Linked DNA regions of Homo sapiens: region 2 is linked to region 1. A link is an interaction called in ENCODE POLR2A ChIA-PET data of the cell type or tissue named here. Cell type or tissue: PC-3. All regions are shown on one strand. Links, peaks and the distances in the headings refer to the core of each region. The heading gives the core; the rest is flanking DNA.

Region 1 (9,962 bases), core at 693-8,692:
GCTTCCTTCAAGGATCTCAGGTTAACGTTGAAGCCTTTGTTGAGCTCCCAGCTTTCGTTTGGCCCAAGTAAGTGTTGAAACTGGCATTTGTCCTCGGAGTCCCTCCTTTCAGGCTTGCTTAATGGTCCCCACACTCCCTGTGGATTAAACTCACTTTGGGGGAAGAAAGGTGTCTTGGAGATTGCCTCTACTGTCTGTGAACCCAGCAATGTGATTAAAAAAAACAAATAGCTCTATCAAGCAGCTCATTCTTTTGTTGTTTGCTTGTTTTGTTTTTGTAACTGAGAATCCTTCAGCGTACCTGCCTTCTATCCTACTGGAAGCATAAATCTTTGACATGGTTTTTATTGCTAGCAACAAGGAAAGTCAACATGCAAAAATAGTTAACGAAGAGAAAGTTCAGGTTTTTCAAAATTGTGTCCAAAGCTGTCCCTTTCATTCACTGGAACTTGATCTTACCCTTTGTCCTTTGGAAACACATCTTTGCTTTTGTTCTTGACTCATGTCCAACCCACCTCCTTCTCTTGTAGTCCTGGGACCACGTGTCTTCTTCCTTCCCTGAATGGAGGTTCTTCTTTTGGTAAATTCATGCCCCACCCCAATCTTTATTTTTAAACTTAGTTCCTGTAAGGGAAGTAAAGAGCACACAGATGAGTTCAATATATAAATCACGTCCATTAATCCAACAAATATTTACGTGAAAAATTTAAAAGCTTTCTTTCTCAGATAACATTTTCTTTACAGAAGGAAGTTGTCCTGGACATGTGACCAAAGGGTCTGTGGGATGAGGTTGTGGAGGGAAGGTAGGGAGAGTGGATGGGCAAGAAGCAGGGACAGGTGGCATGAGGATTGACTCTCCCTCACCACTGCCGTCCGGTGGCCACCATGGACCCAGCATCAGACAGACATAAGAAGTGGGAATGAGGAAGGCAGGAAGAGAGATTATGATGGCAGAGGGAAGGAGGGTGGGTTGGTGGGTGGGAAGAGAAGTTCCTGTGTCCACCATGTTTTTTTTCCCAAGGTACACATTCAAGTCAAGTCCTCCTCACCTGGATAGTAATAACCCATGCTATTTATTTTATATTTTTCCAGATCAATGAACTGAGCCATGTTCAAATCCCTGTTATGTTGATGCCAGATGACTTCAAAGCCTATTCAAAAATAAAGGTGGACAATCACCTTTTTAACAAGTAAGTACAAGTATGACCTTTCATAAGACTAGCGTGGCTGCTAGGAGTACAAGTTTTGTGAATTTTTGTAATCACATAATTTGTCAATGGGTGGGAGTAAAGTTTTGCTGATGAAGTTAATCCTGTGATAAACATAACCATCTGTCATTTTTAGAGAAGCAACAGCAGGCTCTCTGGGATAATATCCTTTGCCATATGGCATATTGTTCTCTATGAATATCTTATACGTTGAAAGTGATATTCTCATTATAATTCAAATTTTTGAAGCTGTAAATTGCTTGGATTTTTGAGCAGTTATGAACCTCTGCTCTTGTACACAGAACTTTGAAAATGATGATTTATGAACAGCAATGACTCCATCTTAGAACAATAAAGACCCAAGGTACATTTTCATAAGGCACAATTAGATGCCATGTTGGGCATTGATAACATTCCTCCTTCATTTGAATGTTGTTTTAGACGTCATTATGAAGCACCTATTATATGTTAGGTGGTCCATTGAGAGCTAGAGATGCAATGATATAGAAGACACGGCCCTGCCCTCAAGGGGCTCAGAGTACAAAAACTGACACATATACAAACTGCTATAGTTCAGTGTGCAAAGTATGATAAGGGAGGGGTGTGTGCATATGTATAATTTAATTTATCTGGTTGTGTGGGAACACAAAGAGGGAAACAATTCTGAATGATTAGGGTGAACCTCAAATCACTCCCATGTGAGGATCATTATGAAATTTTTTTTTGAGACAGGATCTTGCTCTGTTGCTCAGGCTGGTGTGCAGTGGTGAAATTATATCTCACTGCAGTCTCAAATTCCTGGGGTCAAGCAATCCCCCTTCCTGAGCCTTCTGAATAGCTGGGACTACGGGTGCAGGTTACCATGCCCAGCTGATTTTTTAAAAAACTTTTTGTAAAGACAGGGGTCTCACTATGTTCCCCAGGCTGGCCTCAAACTCCTGGCCTCAAGAAATCCTCCCACCTCAGTCTCCCAAAGTGCTGGGATTACAAATGAGTGGTGTAAGCCACCATGCCAGGCCAATTATGAAATTTCTTCAGGGGGCCATTGTCCTTATGTGAAGCTGATGTTAATTTTTCTCATAACAGTGTTTAGAAGCTGACTTTCAGGGAATTTCCTCTAAGCAAATTTAGAATGTGGCATTTATATAAAACAGGCCTTTTAGGGGGGTGAGGGAGTGGCCCTCCTTTCCTCAGCAGTAGCTGAGAGGGAACCTTGCTCCGCTGCCTCTTCCTAACTCACTCTCCCGCCATTGTGCTTTTCCCTCACTGCTCCCCCTGCCTGGCCCGTTCCTTCCCCACCTCTTGTTCTTTGAGGAATGGCTGCAGTGTGTGGCCAGGATTTAAAGAGGTCACATAGTCCAAGCGTGCCTGTGACAAAGGAGACAGACAGACATCCGTCTGGCCCCCTGTGTCTCCTGGATCTTTCTGCGGGTTGTACCTGGTTCTAGGAAGCACACCTGTGCTTTTGGTAGGCAGTGAACTCTGAACCCTTCTTTGGCTACCTGTGGAACTCAGTGGTGGCAGATGCAAGTCTGATTGACTCTCTCTGAGCTTTATTCCACGCTGTGACTGTTTCAGAGAAAACATGCCGAGCCATTTCAAGTTTAAGGAATACTGCCCGATGGTCTTCCGTAACCTGCGGGAGAGGTTTGGAATTGATGATCAAGATTTCCAGGTGAGTTGCGTTTGTAACATTTGCTTCCAGTAGGAAATGGGTTTTGCCATGACTTTTGCTGTGTCAATTGGGATCTGTATTTTTGTCAATAAAAGTATTATATAATAGTAATTTTCATTTTGTGTAAGAAGTTTTTAATGTTCATGCTGAAGTAAAGTGTTCTCTTGATTGGGGACCTCTATACATATGATACCGGTATAAAAGTCAGTAGGAAAATATATTACTTTTCTTTGGAAGGAGACTGAGCATGTGAGGGTTTTATATAATACTCTCATTTCCAGGTGGAAATTAACAGGCTAGCAGAGCTGCCTGTTAATTTCTGCTGTCAGACATGTCAGTAGCCTGTGTGAGTGTGCATGTTTTGTATCTTCGTAGAGGCTACTTAGGACTCTCAGGAATCTTTATCTTGCTGATTTGCTGCTTTTCAAGTTGGTCAGACTCTTGCTGCAGCATTTTTGTCAAAGGGCACCCTTTGTGCACTGCAGTGCTGGACTGTGGAGTGACCATAGCACTGTGGTCAGCACCAGGAACCCAACATCCTGGGCGTGTCCTGTGGTACATCTTCCTCTTCATCTTGATTCCCACCACGTAAAAATGTGCACTGCTGCTCTCCTCCCCACACTGGCCTGGTCCTTCATTCTAACTTTTAAACATCTGTTTTAACTCTTTAAATAACTGTTGAGCCATGATCATTTTTTTCTGAGAAAGGATTTGACATTGGTTACCCAAGTTTCATATAGCGAGCCAGATTCGTAAATGCTAAGGATTTTTTTTAAAAGTGGAAATCCAAGGGACAGGTTGAGTATCCCAATCAGAAAATCTGAAATCCAAAATGCTTCCAAATCGAATATTTTCTGATCATCAACGTGATGCCACAAGTGGAAAATTCCACAGTTAAGTGCTCAACACAGCCTTTGTTTCATGTACACAATTATTTAAAATATTGTATAAAATTACCTTTAGGCTATGTGTATAAGGTGTATATGAAATAGATAAATTTCGTGTTTAGACTTGGGTCCCATCCCCAAGATATCTCATTATCTTTGCAAATATTCTGAAATCTGAAAAAATCTGAAATACGACTGGCTGCAGGCATTTCAAATAAAGGATGCTCAGCATATACTGACTTAAGTCCCTTCAAATCTAGTCCTAATCTGCCCTCAATTTAAGATCTGAATTTATCCTGCATTAAGTGACATATTGCCACCCTGGGTGACTACAGATTGAGTACTGATACAGCTTACCCTGTATTTTCCTCTGAAGAATAGGGTCCCTCAGGCAAACTGAGATAGTTAGCACACTTTCCTAAAGATCTGTGCTCCCACTGCCCTCTCTGTACCATTGCCAAAAATTTCCAGGAATTTTTCATATGTTTACTCAGGCATGAGAGAGGCTGCCATGTTTGGAGAAAGCAGCGCTGACCAGGCTGCCGGTGACATTGTCTCATGATGGCCTGGGGTTGTGGTTTACATGGAGGTCCAGACCCTGAGCTGAGGCTCTGTGTACACAGAAGAGCTGAGGGCTGGCTAGTGGGACAGGAAGGATGTGGTTGCTCATCTGCTATTAAAACTGCGTGGGAGCCAACACTCCTGTTAGGGCGTTTCTTTTTTTTTCTTGATACAAGGTCTTGCTCTGTTGCCCAGGCTGGAGTACAGTGGTGTGATCATAGCTCACTGCAGCCTCAAACTGCTGGGCTCAAGTGATCCTCCGACCTCAGCGTCCAGAGTAGCTAGGACTACAGGTGTGCACCACCATGCCCAGCTAATTTTTTTTTTTTTTTTGGTAGAGATTGGGGTCTCACTATGTTACCCAGGCTGGTCTCAAACTCCTGGCCTCAAGCCGTCCTCCCAGAGCATGAGCCAGTGCACCTGGCCTTGGGGCTTAATTTTTAAGAGAGAACTTAGATCACAATTATGGACTTGAAATTTACTGCTGTAAAAATAATTAACTTTAACAGAAAATTATTAGAATAGTAAAAAGCATTTCTCTGAAGTTAAAATTAATAATTCTGTATCACTTTAGAACCATTACTAAATTTAAAGAGGCCACCTGAAAATGAACTAGGTGCTTTTTTTTTTTTTTTAAAGGAATTAACAGCAGATAGCTTCAGTGTCTTAAGAAAATCTCCTCTGCCTTAAGAAAAGCTGAACACCAGTGTGTTCCTCCTTCTCTCCACGTCCTTTTTTTGTTTGGCTGGGTTTTGTTTTAATAAAACAATTCCACTGGCATTTCACAGAAACTGACTTTTGAGGGCCCATGCATCTATCTTATCTTGTTAGATTCCTCAATTCATTATTGAAATGAAGTCTTTCTATTTCTTGTCATAATCAATTCTGTCAAATGAGATCCAAAATGAACCCATTATGGTCTGAGTTCTGCACTGCAGCAGAGAAAAGTAGTTTTTAAAATTTCCTCAAATGACCAATTTAGTTGCTGAAATGCAAAGACATGAACTGGTTTTCCTTCCCTTTTTTTCGCCCTACAAAGAAAACTACGTAAGTTGATATTGAAGTCAGTACAAATTGCTGAGTACAAACTTTGAAAGAAAATTAGGCAAGTGGAGGATGATTCACAAGTAACTAATTGGCAAGTCCGTTAAACTCTTCACATGAGAGCTCCCTGTTGGGGAGAGTGGTGTGAGTGTGATTAATCATTCGAACACTCCTCCTTTCCTTAGCTCTGCCTGCTGCTTTCTCTTTGGCAACTGTATTTCTATTAAAAAAAGAAAAAAAAGAAAGAAAAAGTGTGTATTCAGAGTCACTTCAGTACTGCAGAGGTATACTCTTCTTCCCTCCTCAGTCGTATATTTCTTTCCCAGTGTCTGTACCTCTTAAAATTCTTCAGTAGGGTCAGGGACCCTGAGTTCCAGCTGAAAACAGGATCGTAAATCTGGGGCTGTATCCCAGTCTTTTGGCTACTTGGTTTGGAAGAAAGGAGGGTCGTTGTGACAGCTCTGGCTCCAGGGTCACCTCGCAGGCCCCTGTATACTGCAGGGATTCAGGCGGCAGGCGGGCAGGGGCCAGGACCTGGGGCTTCAGCTGCCTGGCACATTGTTACTGCCCAGACAGTTCAATCCTCATGCCCAGTTCAAGTAACAGGTATCATTTGGCACATGTGGCGCCAAATGACTAAAAGCAACCTTGTTTTCCTCTCCTGGAGCTTGCCAATGTGCCTTTGCTGAGTAGAGTCTCCCACCGGCCGCCTCTGTCACTCCTGGGTACTGGCTGCTGAAGACTGCGTATATCGGAAAAAAACCAACTCTCTTTCTGAGCTTATCAATGTGAGCTGCTTTTTGAATACTCTTTCCCAACTGACTTGGAAAGTAGGATCAGTGACCTAGGCTCTCATAGTGTTTTGGAGGACACTGGATAGCTGAAGGGGAACAGGCATTGCCTGCTGTGTTTATTTTTCCAAACTGCTTGCATTTTGGACAAGCGGCTCTAAATCAATGTGGTGGTTAGGGGCTCCATCGTCTGGTTTATCTCGTATTCAGACCTTTCCATTCAGCCAAGTGGGTAAATGGTCCCGACTTGTCTTGTTTGTGTGACCACCTTTTTGCTACACCTGAAAAAAGTAGGTATTGGTCTGTGGAGACCACTCTGATTAAAGCAGAGCATGGTTAAGTAGTAACCTATGCAGTTGACCCCTACTGGTGAATTTAAACTTCTTAAAAAGTTTTTAAGATAAATGAAAAGGATAATGAAATGAAAAATGAAAACATTCCTGCTTTCTCAGTAAACATTTGTATCTTTCCTCTGGTTTTGATTTCTGGAATATCTTTTAAAAATGACTTTTCCTTGTTGTTAAAGACAAATTCAAAGAACAATTCTAGAATATCCATTGTTAATAACAGTACCACAGTACCATGTAACATACATATGTAAACCTCTGTGTGTGTGTGTGTGTGTGTGTGTGTGCGTGCGCGCGTGTGTGCTCGCGCATGTGTGTAACCAGTGCTTCTAGATTCAGAACTTTTTCCAATTCATTAGGGCATTTTTAAATTGCATGATAGGTTTGTAATATGCTCAGGGTTGAATCAGTGTGTCATCAAGGTTCTGATCATTGTTTGGCCAGCATGATATCCATCGTCATACTTTAAAGGTGTGTTTCAGGATGAATGCTGCCTGGGAGGCCTGTTCTGTGACTATAGCCGCAGTCCTGTGTCTACCATTACCACTGCCCCCTTAAGCCCTGATCACCCTGAGGTCTGGGATTTCATGCATAATTATCCAGTCAAAGTATTTGTTTGTACCTACCACATGTCAGGCTCTGTGCTAGCCGTTTTAGGGAATGCAGAGAGAAGAAAGGGTGAAGCATCACTTTCTTTAAAAACTATTGCATACCAGATTCTGTATTAGATGCTAACGAGATTTACAGAAACCCAGCATCTTGATTTGTAATGTTCTTCATGAAAATCTGCACCCCTCTTTCCAGTCTCTTATACTCATTTGATCGTCTCTTATGTTTATACCCAGAGAGACTGGAAAGAGGGGTGCAGATTTTCATGAAGAACATTAAACAGCCCTGGGAAGTCAAACGGAGGCTTCAGTTACATTTAGTAGCTGCCAGAGAGGGTTGCCTCCCAGAAACCAAAAAGTTATGCAGGAGGGAGCTGATGCTGTTAAACCTAAATAGACCACACATTTGAAAGTGAGGCCTCTTGTTCACTGTGGAGGATAATACCAGGTTTGCTTTTCCCCTACTGTGACTCCTGAATTAGAATCCCTCATTATTGACATCTGATGCCCTTTCTTCTTTGTGTTTGTAACAGAGAATTCTAATTTTAAAATAATTAATTTTAAGAGCTAACATTTTAAACTTTTGATATTCTTATTTCAAGTTTAGAAATAAAATTCTAAAGTGTTAAGACCTTCAGTGTATACTAAACTTGAAGTGGGGCAGCAGGAATTCTGCCTTTATCTCTAGAATATCAAGTCTATCCTCTGAAACTTTCACTTGTAGATTTCTCACTTTTGACTTTAAACTGCCTGAGGGCAGGAGCAGTGTTTGTGTTTGCTGGCTGCCTGTCACCCGTTGAGCACAATGCTGGGCTCAGCAGGCACTTAAGAAATATTTGCAGTCAGGACAGTGGCCACACCTGTAATCCCAGCTACTCAGGTGGCCAGTGCAGGAGGATCTCTTGAGCCCAGGAGTTCGAGACCAGCCTGGGCAACACAGTGAGACACCATCTCTAAAAACATGAAAAATAAATAAGTAAATAAGAAATACTTGTGAAAGAGAGTGAGGGCTAATGGGGACTTTGAAGAGAAGTGAACTCTCTGGGCCCAAGCGGAAGGCAGGAGAGCCCATGAAATGTGAAGGTATTTGGATGGTGGCAGAATAGTGGGAGATAAAGATGTTAAAATAGCAAGAAACACAAAGACACCAGGGACACTGGGCCGATTCTGCTGCCAGCGAGCAGCCCTGTGGGTTTTGCTCAGGGGAATGGCAATGTCATGACATCTGTATTTTCTTTTCTTTTCTTTTTTCTTTTTCTTTCTTTCTTTTCTTTTCTTTTCTTTTTTTTTTTTTATAGACAGAGTTTCACTCTGTTGCCCAGGCTGGAGTACAGTGGCACAATCTTGGCTCACTGCAGCCTCCCAACTCCTGGGCTCAATCGATCCTGCCACTTCAGCCCCCTGAGTACCTGGGACTACAGGTATGTGCCACTATGCCCAGCTAAGTTTTGTAATTTTTGAAGACACAGGGTTTTGCCATGTTGCCCAGGCTGGTCTCGAACTCCTGGGCTCAAGCGATCCACCCACCTTAGCCTCCCAAAGTACTGGGATTACAGATGTGAGCCACTGCACCCACCCGAGGTCTGTATTTTCTAAAGATAACTGCATTGTAATTTATAGAATGCATAGAAGGGAGATAAGGAAATCAGGAGGCCATGAAATCCCAGTGAGCCAAGCCTCCGTCACCCACCATGTAAAGCACGGAGCAGCTTGAAAAGACATTGAGAGAAGTAAACCCACAGGTTCAGTGGCCAGTGGCAAAGGACAAGAGCCACAGAGGCACTGGGACCTGAAAGCTAAGAGAGCAGGGATGCGGGTCACAGAGGGAGGGATGTTTGGGGCTACAGGTGGATAGAAAGGAAGATGGAGTTGAGTTTTTGACCTGTTGACTTACCGTAGTGGTAGGATACCTGGTGAGGCTTGTGGCCTGCATTGGGCATTCTGGGTCACAACTCTGAATGAGGTTGGAGCAGAGGTCCAGCTGTGGTGAGGATTGGCACAGTCGTGCTTGTGGGACTCCTCCTTGGTCCAACTCTAATGCTCAACCTACACCATCACCCCTGTGCTTGCTCCTCTAATGCCTAAGCACTGTCATTCCTTTATCACTAGTAGTTGCCTGTTGGGTTTGCTCCATTTGTCCTCACAGGTTAGCTGCCCTGGAAGGAAACTCCACCCTGCTCAGAGACGCACTGAGGCTGAGACCCAAGGGAGGCCCCTCTCTGATTGGACAGCCTCTTGATAGACTGGGGGAAGCTCCCTCACAGCCCATCAGGGTCAGCAGGCATTTCTTGCACTGTTTCAAGTCCTGTTTATGAACTGAGCAAATTACTGTTCCTACCACCACCTGCCCCCACCTGGGACCCCAGGCTTCCTGTTAGCCTGTGTTTCCCGCCTCAAACCTGCTTTGGGTTTTGCCTCGTGGCTTTTGACAGAGAGCTGACAGCCAGTCATCCTTGCTACTGGGTGCTTCTCTCCAGGTTAAACGCTGTGTTTACCGTGAGCCTTGGGGACATGTTCCTGGTTTGTTTTTTTTTTTTTTTTTTTTTTTTTTTTTTTTTGAGACAGTCTCGCTCTGTTGCCCAGGCTGGGTCCCTGGTGTTTTAATCATCGTGAAACAGCAGCTGAGATTTAGAAGATGATCTCATGGCACTCTGTGAAGTTTCTGCAACTCTGTTGCTTTCTCTGTTGGTCATTGCCTTTCATTTTTATATTCTTTTTTTCTGATAAGTTGTTTCATTATTGATAAGTGTTAAATTGCACTGTGTCTTGCTCCCCTCTATAATGAAAGCTATTCTTCACTTGAGATCACAGCTTAGATTTTCTTTGAAATTCCCCAAGAGC
Region 2 (9,962 bases), core at 798-8,797, 130 kb before region 1:
TGACTTCACAGCTTCCCCCATTGGGAGGTAGAGTCTGCTTCTCCACTCTTAATCTGAACTTGACCATATGACTGGCTTTGGCCAATAGGACATTAGCCAACATGACACAAGTAGAGACTTGGAAGGCACTTGTACGTTAGAACCTGCTCTCCTGCAGCTCCTGGGGACTCTTCCACCACCATGTGGAAATGTCAGGCATAGTCTACCAGAAAATGAGAAACTAGGTGATGTGGTCCCAACTGAAACATGAGCTATCCCAGCTGAGCCCCAGCTAGCTCCCATTGTAGCTGGAAGTTGACCACAGACCTGTAAGTGAGCCAAGCCAAGATCAGAATAACTCAAGAGCAAAAGAAATGACTGCTTTTTGAAGCCACTAAGTTGTACGGTGGTTTGTTACACAGCAAAAGCTAACTGATACAGGGAGAGATAACAGAAAAAAACCCTTCAGAGATATATTATTAATGTTTGATAAATGAGGCTAAATGGGAAAAAAAGATTAACTTTCTTATCTAAGATATGAAATTGAAGTATAGTGAAGTCCCACAATTTTCTCAAGGGTCATTTTGTTTTGTTATTTTTTTTTCTTTTTGTGTGTGTGTGTGTGTGTGTGTGTTTTTTGAGACAGAGTCTTACTCTGTTGCCCAGGCTGGAGTGCATTGGCGTGATCTTGGCTCACTGCAAGCTCTGCCTCCCAGGTTGATGCCATTCTCCTGCCTCAGCCTCCCGAGTAGCTGGGACTACAGGGGCTCACCACCATGCCCAGCTAATTTTTTGTATCTTTAGTAGAGACAGGGTCTTACCATGTTAGCCAGGATGGTCTCGATTTCCTGACCTCGTGAACCACCCACCTCAGCCTCCCAAAGTGCTGGGATTACAGGAGTGAGCCACCGTGCCCGGCCTAAGGGTCTTATTTTTAATATAATAAAAATTGGGGGCAAAACATTCTAAATATCTTAAGTACCAGCTATGTTCTAATTACTGTTCTGTAACTGTTCCAGATGACCTGAAATCCTGTGGTTCTATCAGATTATTAAAAGCTGATTTGGATTTTTGTATGTTGATTGCTATCGTAACTAAAAATTCTAGATCATCTAGGCCATAGCCAGTTGCACTGTGAAAGGGTCAAAGAGAATGCTCCCTTAGTTGAGGGAAGATGTTACTACATCTACAGTGACGAAACTTTAGTTTTCATTGTTCTAAAATTACAACGGAAATATGGAGGTTTATCCTTACTGATATTTTGAGTATTTTAGAATCTATATATTCCATTTATCTTTTTATGGAGCTTGGAGATTCTGAGAGACATGTGAAAACCTAAATGTTACTGATTTTCAGTTATTTTAAACAAAATAAGCATTATCAAGAAAGTGAAAAATGTAAACTAGCAAGAATTTAATTGTAGGTTATCTATCTGTAGCAATCATACATTCTACTTTGAATGCTTTTGCATATTGAACTCTCATCCTCTATTGACCACTGAGGGCCATACAACTGTTAAGTAACAATGCGAAATTCCTGGCTATCTCTGTAATTTAGTTAAACAATCAACTAATATTTATGCAGAATCATTAACTTAACTGGGAAAGCAGGTTTCATGATGTTACACACTCTGAGTTGAAGAAAATTGTCCACCTTTGCAATCCTAAAACATTCAACATAGCAATGTAAAAGTGTAGGCAAACAGCACTGGGTGAATATAAACTTTGAAGATGGATTAATTTTTTTTCCACATAGGGTACTATATTAACAAAAAAGGTGCAACATAGTAGCCACTGGATAAGGAGTCAGATTTAGGGTGAGAGGTCACATTGTATTACGTGGGAGTGATTCCAGAAGTGCATGGAACTCAGAGGAAATGAAAACAAAGAGCAAATGCCTGCGTGTCCTGAGTCAGCCATGAGGGTGATTAATAGGGAACTGCATTAGGAATAGTCCTCACAGCTAAGCTCCTTGTTTGTCCTCTTGTTTTATTTAGCACTGGGCAACACTGTCTTTATTTTATTTATTTATTTATTTGTTTGTTTATTTATTTATTTATTTGAGATGGAGCTTCACTCTGTCACCCAGGCTGGAGCGCAGTGGCACTATCTCGGCTCACTGCAACCTTCGCCTCCCAGGTTCAAGCAATTCTCCTACCTCAGCCTCCCGAGTAGCTGGGACTACAGGTGCCCACCACCATGCCTGGCTAATTTTCCTATTTTTAGTAGAGACAGAGTTTCACCACGTTGGCCAGGCTGGTCTCAAATTCCTGACCTAAAATGACCCGCCCACCTCAGCCTCACAAAATGCTGGGATTACAGGCATGAGCCACCGTTCCCTGACCAACATTGTCTTTTTTTTTTTTTTTTTTTTGAGACAGAGTCTCACTCTGTCACCCAGGTTGGAGTGCAGTGGTGCAATCTCGGCTCACTGCAACCTCCACCTCCCGGGTTCAAGCTATTCCAGCCTAAGCCTCCCGAGTAGCTGGGATTACAGGCGCGTGCCACCACACCTGGCTAATTTTTGTAGTTTTAGTAGAGATGGGGTTTTGCCATGTTGGCCAGGCTGGTCTCCAACTCCTGACCTCAAGTGATGCACCAGCCTCACTCTCCCAAAGTGCTGGGGTTACAGCTGTGAGCCACCACACCTGGCCACTTTGCAGATATTCTTATCACCCTCTTAGAGCATTTATGTAGGTGAAGAGGCCCAGGATAGCCTCCTTTAAGATGAGAGACCATGTGGAGAGACAAGCCCAGCTAAGAGTCAGCTCCAACAGCCAGACACATGAGTGAGGTTCCAGTCGAGCTCCCATGTGACTGCAGCTGAATGAGTGGTCCCAGCAAGACCAGTGGAAGAAACCTCCAGCTGGGCCCAGCCCAAAGAGCTGACTCACTGAAATATTACACAATAATATGGTAGCTGTTTTAAGCCACTGGGGTTTGGAACAATTTCTTATGCAGCAATATATAACTAATGAATACAACTAAAGTACATTTGAATGGCAAACATAAAACAAATCCAGTGTTGCTGTTTGCAAGAGTTACAAAAAAAAAATACAGGTAATTTGAAAATAAAGGGACAACAACATGCTACCCAAAAAGCAATATTAAAACAGAAAATAAATCGAAAAGGTAAACATTTCAAAAATAAAGATATTTTATACTGGTAAAACGTACATCTTACCAGAAAGGTACAAAAGTCATATACCTTTATACACTTAATGATGTAGTTTCAAAACATGTTAAGTAAAAACTGTTTTACTATGAAAGGACATAGGATAAAACAACTTGGAAGTAAATAAATTTAAAAATAAGTGAAAAATATAGAGGATTACAGTTACACAATTAATAAACCTAATTGAAGAGTTATGTTTTAAGAAAATCTGTGCCAAACATATAGGAAAATGCATTAAGTATTCTTATTTATCTTCATTTTTATGTATTATTCCCAACATAAAAAATACAGAGAATCATATCTCAACATATACCTGCCACTGAGATTTTTTTAAAGGTTAACTTTTTTTGCGTATGTATTTAGATCTTTTGGCTTTTAGAAAATAAAATGCTACAGATACAACAACCTTTATTATCACATTTACCCCTGTCGCTCTCTAAAGGGCACAACTATTCTTATTAAAATGATAAATTTCCCACCCTGTTTTTATACTTTTTTTACATATATGTGTTTCTGTAATTAATATGTAGGTTGATTTTTTTGTTGTTTTTTTGGAGACAGGATCTCTGTCACCCAGGCTGGAGTACAGTGATATCATCTTCACTGCAGCCTTGAGCTCCTGGGCTCAAGGGATCCTCCTGCTTCAGTCCCTCCCGAGGGACTAGAGGCACTCACTACCATGCCTGGCTAATTTTTAAATTTTTTGTAGAGACTGGGTCTCACTATGTTGCCTAGGCTGATCTCGAACTCCTGGCCTTGTGTGATCCTCATGCTTTGACCTCCCCAAATATTGGGATTACAGGTGTGAACCATGACGCTTGGCCTATTATGTGCATTTTTAAGATTTACATTGTGCGGGGGACGAGGGGAAAGAAACCTTTTTTCTCTACCCTCTTAGTTTTGGCATCTGGGGCCCAGAAAAGTAAACTGACATAGAGCATCTTAACAAAAAACAATAAATTTGTAGAGAAGTGAAAAGACTAAAGGAAAAAGGGTTTAGGTTCTTAGGGGTGGCAAACTACAAGAAGGTAAGTATATAGGGGAAATTAATGAAGGATGAGGATTGTTTTATAAGGTTTGTCATACAGATTCCTGTCTGAGCTGATACTTGGAGTCTAGAGTCATCTCTGGTGACTAAGACTTCTGGGGATTAAGAGTGGTTCTCTTTCTGATAAGGGAGAGGGAGACACCTTAACAAATGGGAATTTATGTTCTGCTTTAAGTCAGATAGGAGAGGGCACAGAGCTTTATTTTCTTATGTCTACTGCCCTCTTAGCTACCTTTGGCTCAAAATAATTCTTATGCCACAATGGCATATTTTCAGCTGGCATGTTCTGATCCCCTACAACATAAAATTTTAAATTTACATAAATATATATCTTTCTGCAATATTTTTAAAATTCAAAATAAAATAGCCATGCTGTATTCACTTGAAAGCATATGATGAAGTTCATTCATTTTAGCTGCTGTGAAGTATTGAATTCAGTGGTCCTGTCTCCTACTACTGACCGCTTAGGTTGCTTCTAATTTTTTGCCATTATGTAAGCCCGCAGTGTACACCTTTGTATACACTTTTGTGGATGGATGTAAAAGCATTCCCAGAAAACTGGAATTGCTAGGTCATAGGTAATACAAACCTTGAGCTTTGCTAGATATTGCCAAACTGTGCTAAGAAGTGGCACCAATGTTATCACCCTATAATGTAATCACCAATGTATACTCCAGCAGTGGCTGAGGGTTCTGATTTCCCTATATCACGACCACCAGTTTGTATTGTTAAACTTTTTAAATCTGCGCCAATTTGCTGAAAGTGATATGGTATGGTTTAGTCTAGAACTGGCCAGGTAGGTGGCTCACACCTGTAATCCCAGCGCTTCCAGAAGCCAAGGCAGAAAGATGGCTTGAGGCCAGGAGTTTGGGACAAGCCTGGGTAGCAATGAGACTCTGTCTGTACAAAAACACTTTTTTTAATTAGCCAGGAGTGGTGGCATGCGCTTGTAGTCCCAGTTGCTTACGAGGCTGAGGCAGGAGTATCACTTGAGCCCAAGAGTCTGAGACTGTGATGAGCCATGACTATGCTACTGCACTCCACCCTGGGTGACAGAGTGAGATTCTGACTCAAAAATATAAATAAATACAGTAATAGAATGCTAAGTTAATAACGGCATTCCCATTGTCATCTGGCATCTAATGTTGCAAATGATAAATACACTATCAGTTTACCTGTCATTCTTTTTTGTCACCTTATTTCTCTGTTTTAATATTTTGTCTTTGTCTTTGTCATTGTGCAGCTTACAGTCACATCATTTTGTATTTTTTGTTGTTGTTGTTTTTGAGACAGGGTCTCCATCTGTCGCCCAGTCTGGAGTACAGGAGTGTGATCATAGCTCACTGTAGTCTTGAACTCCTGGTCTCAAGTGGTCCTCCCGATTCAGTGTCCTGTGTAGCTGGGACTATAGTCATGTGACACCACACCCAACTAACTTTTTTAAAAATCATTTTACTTTGGGAGGCTGAGGCGGGTGGACAACGAGGTCAGGAGATCGAGACCATCCTGGCTAACACGGTGAAACTCTGTCTCTACTAAATATACAAAAAATTAGCCGGGCATAGTGGCGGGCGCCTGTAGTCCCAGCTACTCTGGAGGCTGAGGCAGGAGAATGGCGTGAACCTGGGAGGCGGAGCTGCAGTGAGCCGAGATGGCGCCACTGCACTCCAGCCTAGGCGACAGAGTGAGACTCCGTCTCAATAAAAAAAAATTATTTTTGTAGAGACAGGGTCTTGTTATGTTGTCCAGGCTAGTCTTGCACTCCTGGTCTCAAGCAGTCCTTCTATCTCAGCCTCCCAAAGTGCTGTGATTATAGGTGGTATTGGTTTTTAAATTAATTCTGTTGAAGACTAAGTATCCTTCCTAAATTATATTCTAAATCATTATCTTTTTAAATGCTGCCCCCTGACTTCTGTTTCCAGCAATTTGGTAAACTTGGTGTGCCCATTCAAGTATAGAACCATTTTTAAAGGACAGATAAAAATAGGAAAAAAAAATATACTTCAAGAAATGTTTTGCGGCCTTCTGGAAAGTAAAGGAAAATAACTAGGGGCCGAAAAGAACTAGAAGTCATGATTTCATAAGCACTTGAGCCAGCATGTAACCTGAGGGCATCTGCAGATGCCTGATGGCCCAGTATCTGAGAGTCAAGTAGAGTAAAGGGTCAGAAGGAGGCTGCCCACAAAAGCCAGGATCTTCCACTGACAATGACATCAGAAGTGGGTGAATAGAAAAGATACCCACTGAAAAAGACTCTGGCTGTTTTGACCTCGGCTCTGGGTAAACAGAGAGGGGCAAAAAGTCTCTTAATCAGTTGTAGCCACAAGTATGCACTCATTCAGCTTGGGAGGCAAATCCACAATATTTCTGAGACACAAAAAGGCCCAAGATAAAAATCCTCCCTAGAGGAACATCCTTTAATCATAGGCCTCAAACAACTCCAACATATAAAGTTCCAAGGAACATATTCTCACAATCAAAAATCCCTACATGCATGAGGAAACAAGCCACAATGAATGAGAGTTATAAAGAAAGATAAAATGTAAATTCAGACACACGAAGAGTACAGAAATTAAATATAGTGCAGAGGAAAATCCTTAAGAGAAGATAACATTTGGGCAAAGACATGAAGAAGGTGAGAGAGTGAGCCATCCAAGTATCTCAGGAGAGGTGACCTTAGTGGAGAAATCAGAGTTCAAAGGGTCTGAGGCAGGAACATGACTGAATGTTCCAGAAACAGCATGCAGTTTGACCTACACTTCTAAAAATATCCTTCTGGATTCTATGTTGAGAATATAGAGGTGAAGGACAAGAGCAAAAGCAGGTAAGCCAGATAGATTATGAATTCGTGTGAGATATGTTGGGTGAATTAGACCAAGGATGTAAGGCATAAAACTGAGATGTAGACAGATTCTTGAAGGTAGGGTAGAGAGGATCTGATGATGGATTGAATGTGGTTGAGAAAGAGAGAGAGGAATCCAAATCACTTTTCACCTACGATGGGAAAGAAGAAAGATGAAGCATGATTGGGAGAAGGGCAGGAGTTTTTTTCTGAACAGGTTGTGCTCAGATCACCAAATTGGGAAGTTAAATAGACAGTTGGATATATGAATATGGACTTCAGAAGAGAGGACTTAACTGGAAGTTTCATTTAGGGGCTGACATAAAGATGAAGCTAATGAAAAAAAAAATCTCACATTCAAGAAGGGCAATGCATCTCTAGAAGAATTAAAAACAGGATCTGGGACATCAGGTTTTAGCTCCAGTACGTAAATGGATTGGAACTCATCACTCCCATATAAACAATAAGATAAAAAGCTGAAGAAATGGAAAATCAATGACTTTTTTTTTTTTAACTCTTCAGAGAATTGATGTTGCAGAGCAAATGGGCACCCTGAAATCCGGAGAGAAAGACAAATACAAAGAATCACAGCCAAGATCAGCTTGCTGAGTTTTTGAAACGGTAAATAAAATTGATAAATCTTTAGCTAGACTAACTAAAAAAGAAAAAGAGAGAAGACTCAAATAAAAAAATTATAAATGAAAGAGGAGACATTCCATCTAATATCACAAAAATACAAAGTATCATAAAGAAGAACCATAAACTGTTATACAGCAATAAATTGGATCACCTACAAAAAGTGGATAAATTCCTAGACACATACAACTTACCAATCATGAAGAAATAGAAAATCTGAACAGGCCGGGTGCGGTGGCTCATGCATGTAATGCCAGCACTTTCGGAGGCCGAGGCGGGCAGATCACAAGGTCAGGAGATTGAGACCATCCTAGCTAACACGATGAAACCCCGTCTCTACTAAAAATACAAAAAATTAGCCTGACGTGGTGGCGGGCACCTGTAGTCCCAGCTACTCGGGAGACTGAGGCAGGAGAATGGTGTGAACCCGGGAGGCGGAGCTTGCAGTGAGCCGAGATCATGCCACTGCATCTAGCCTGGGTGACAGAATGACACTCCATTTCAAAAAAAAAAAAAAAATCTGAACAGACCAGTAATGAGTAAGGAGATTGAATCAGTGATTGAAAACCTTCCAACAGTAAAAGCCCAGGACCCATTAGCTTCACTGGTGAATTCTACCAAGCATTTACAGGATTAATGCCAATCCTTCTCAAACTCTTCCAAAAAATTCAAGAGGAGGTAATTCTTCCAAACACATTCCATGAGGTCAGCATTACCCTGACATTACAGCCAGAAAAATACATGACAAAAACAAAAAACAAAAAAACAGAACAATATTCCTAAATGAACATAGATGCAAAAATCTTCAACAAAATACCAGCAAACCAAATTCAACAACACATTAAGAGGAGCATACACCATGATCAAGTGGGATTTATCCCTGAGATGAAAGGATGGTTCAAAATACATAAATCAAGAAATGTGATATACCGTATTAATAGAATGAAGAATAAAAATCATATTGTCATCTCAATAGATGCAGAAAAAGCATTTGACAAAATTCAACATAATTTCATGATAAAAAAGAAAAATCTTTCAACAAATTAGGTGTAGAAAGAAGGAACCTCAACACCATAAAGGCAATATGTATCAAGCCCATAGCTAACAACATATTCAATGATAAAAAGCTGAAAGCTTTTCTTCTAAGATCAGGAACAAGACCTGGGTACTTCTATTCAACGTAGTATTGGAAATCCTAGTCAGAGCAATTAGGCAAGAAAAAGGTATAAAAAGCATCCCTACTGGAAAGGAAGAAGTATAATTATCTCTGTTTGCAGATGACATGATCTTATATATAGAAACTGCTAAAGATTCCACAAAATTTTGTTGGAATAGGCAAATTCAGCAAAGTTGTAGGATAAAAAAATCAGCATACAAAAATCAATTGTGTTTTTGTACACTAACAAATAAGTAATAAAAAATAAAATAAATAAATAAAAAGACAGAGATTTGCAGAGTTAATTTAAAAAAATACCCAACTATATGCTGCCTTCGAGAAACACAGATAAGGCAGAAAGACATGGATAGGTTAAAAGTAAAGCAAAGGAGAAGGATATTCCATGCTAACATTAAGCAAAGAAATGTTGGAGCAGCTATATTAATTTCAGACAAAACAGATTGCAGAACAAGGAAACTTATTAGATAAATACCTTCACATGATCTGAATAGGCCTATATCTATTAAAGGAATTTAATCAATAATTAACAACCTGGCATTAAAAAAAGCAACAGACTCAGATGGTTTCACTGGTGAGTTCCACCCAGCATTTAAGGAAGAAATGATACTAATTCTCTACAAGCTTTCCCAGATAATAGAAGAGAGAATACTTCTTAACTCATTCTATGAGACTAGCTCTATCCTAATATCAAAATCACATAAACAACACAAGAAAGAAAATTTATAGCCTAACATCTCTCATTAATATGGTTGCAAAATTCTCAAAAAATATGTTAGAAAATTGAATTCAACAAAGCATAAAAAGAATCATACACCCTGACTAAGTGAGTTATTTCAGATATATGAGGATGGTTCAGCATTCAAAAATCAGCTAACCTAATCCACCACATCACCAGGCTAAAGAAAAAAACCGTACAATTGTATCAACTGATATAGCAAAAGCATTTGACAAAGTCCAACACCCTTTCATGTCAAAAACTCTCAACAATCAAGGAATAGAGGGGAACATCCTCAATCCCATAGAAAGCATTTACCAAAAAACCTACAGCTAACATTATACTTACAGCAAAGAGTTCGCCTCTTATTACTCCCATTCAACATCATACT

The links. ChIA-PET counts read pairs that join two places held together with the same protein. Peaks named below come from ENCODE experiments on the same cell type or tissue, not always from the same donor. Only the 100,000 strongest peaks of a DNase experiment are listed, where the experiment ranks them.
Region 2: POLR2A ChIA-PET joins it to region 1 with 15 read pairs; 5 of 35 experiments call an interaction of 5 or more read pairs at or near these places.

Annotation. Positions count from the first base shown.
Region 1 is chr10:22,600,848-22,610,809 of GRCh38, reverse strand. PIP4K2A (phosphatidylinositol-5-phosphate 4-kinase type 2 alpha) reads left to right here. Exons shown (of 10, transcript NM_005028.5): 2 at 1,093-1,190; 3 at 2,787-2,883. Among named protein-coding and RNA genes, the nearest start is that of PIP4K2A, 110 kb to the left of the region's middle. RefSeq lists enhancers at 1-265, 5,568-5,717, 9,175-9,334. In PC-3, for the core only: no CTCF peak of the experiment used is centred there; a DNase peak (open chromatin) is centred at 4,379; H3K27ac peaks cover 316 bases.
Region 2 is chr10:22,730,649-22,740,610 of GRCh38, reverse strand. No RefSeq gene overlaps it. Among named protein-coding and RNA genes, the nearest start is that of PIP4K2A, 21 kb to the right of the region's middle. In PC-3, for the core only: no CTCF peak of the experiment used is centred there; a DNase peak (open chromatin) is centred at 1,870; H3K27ac peaks cover 1,318 bases.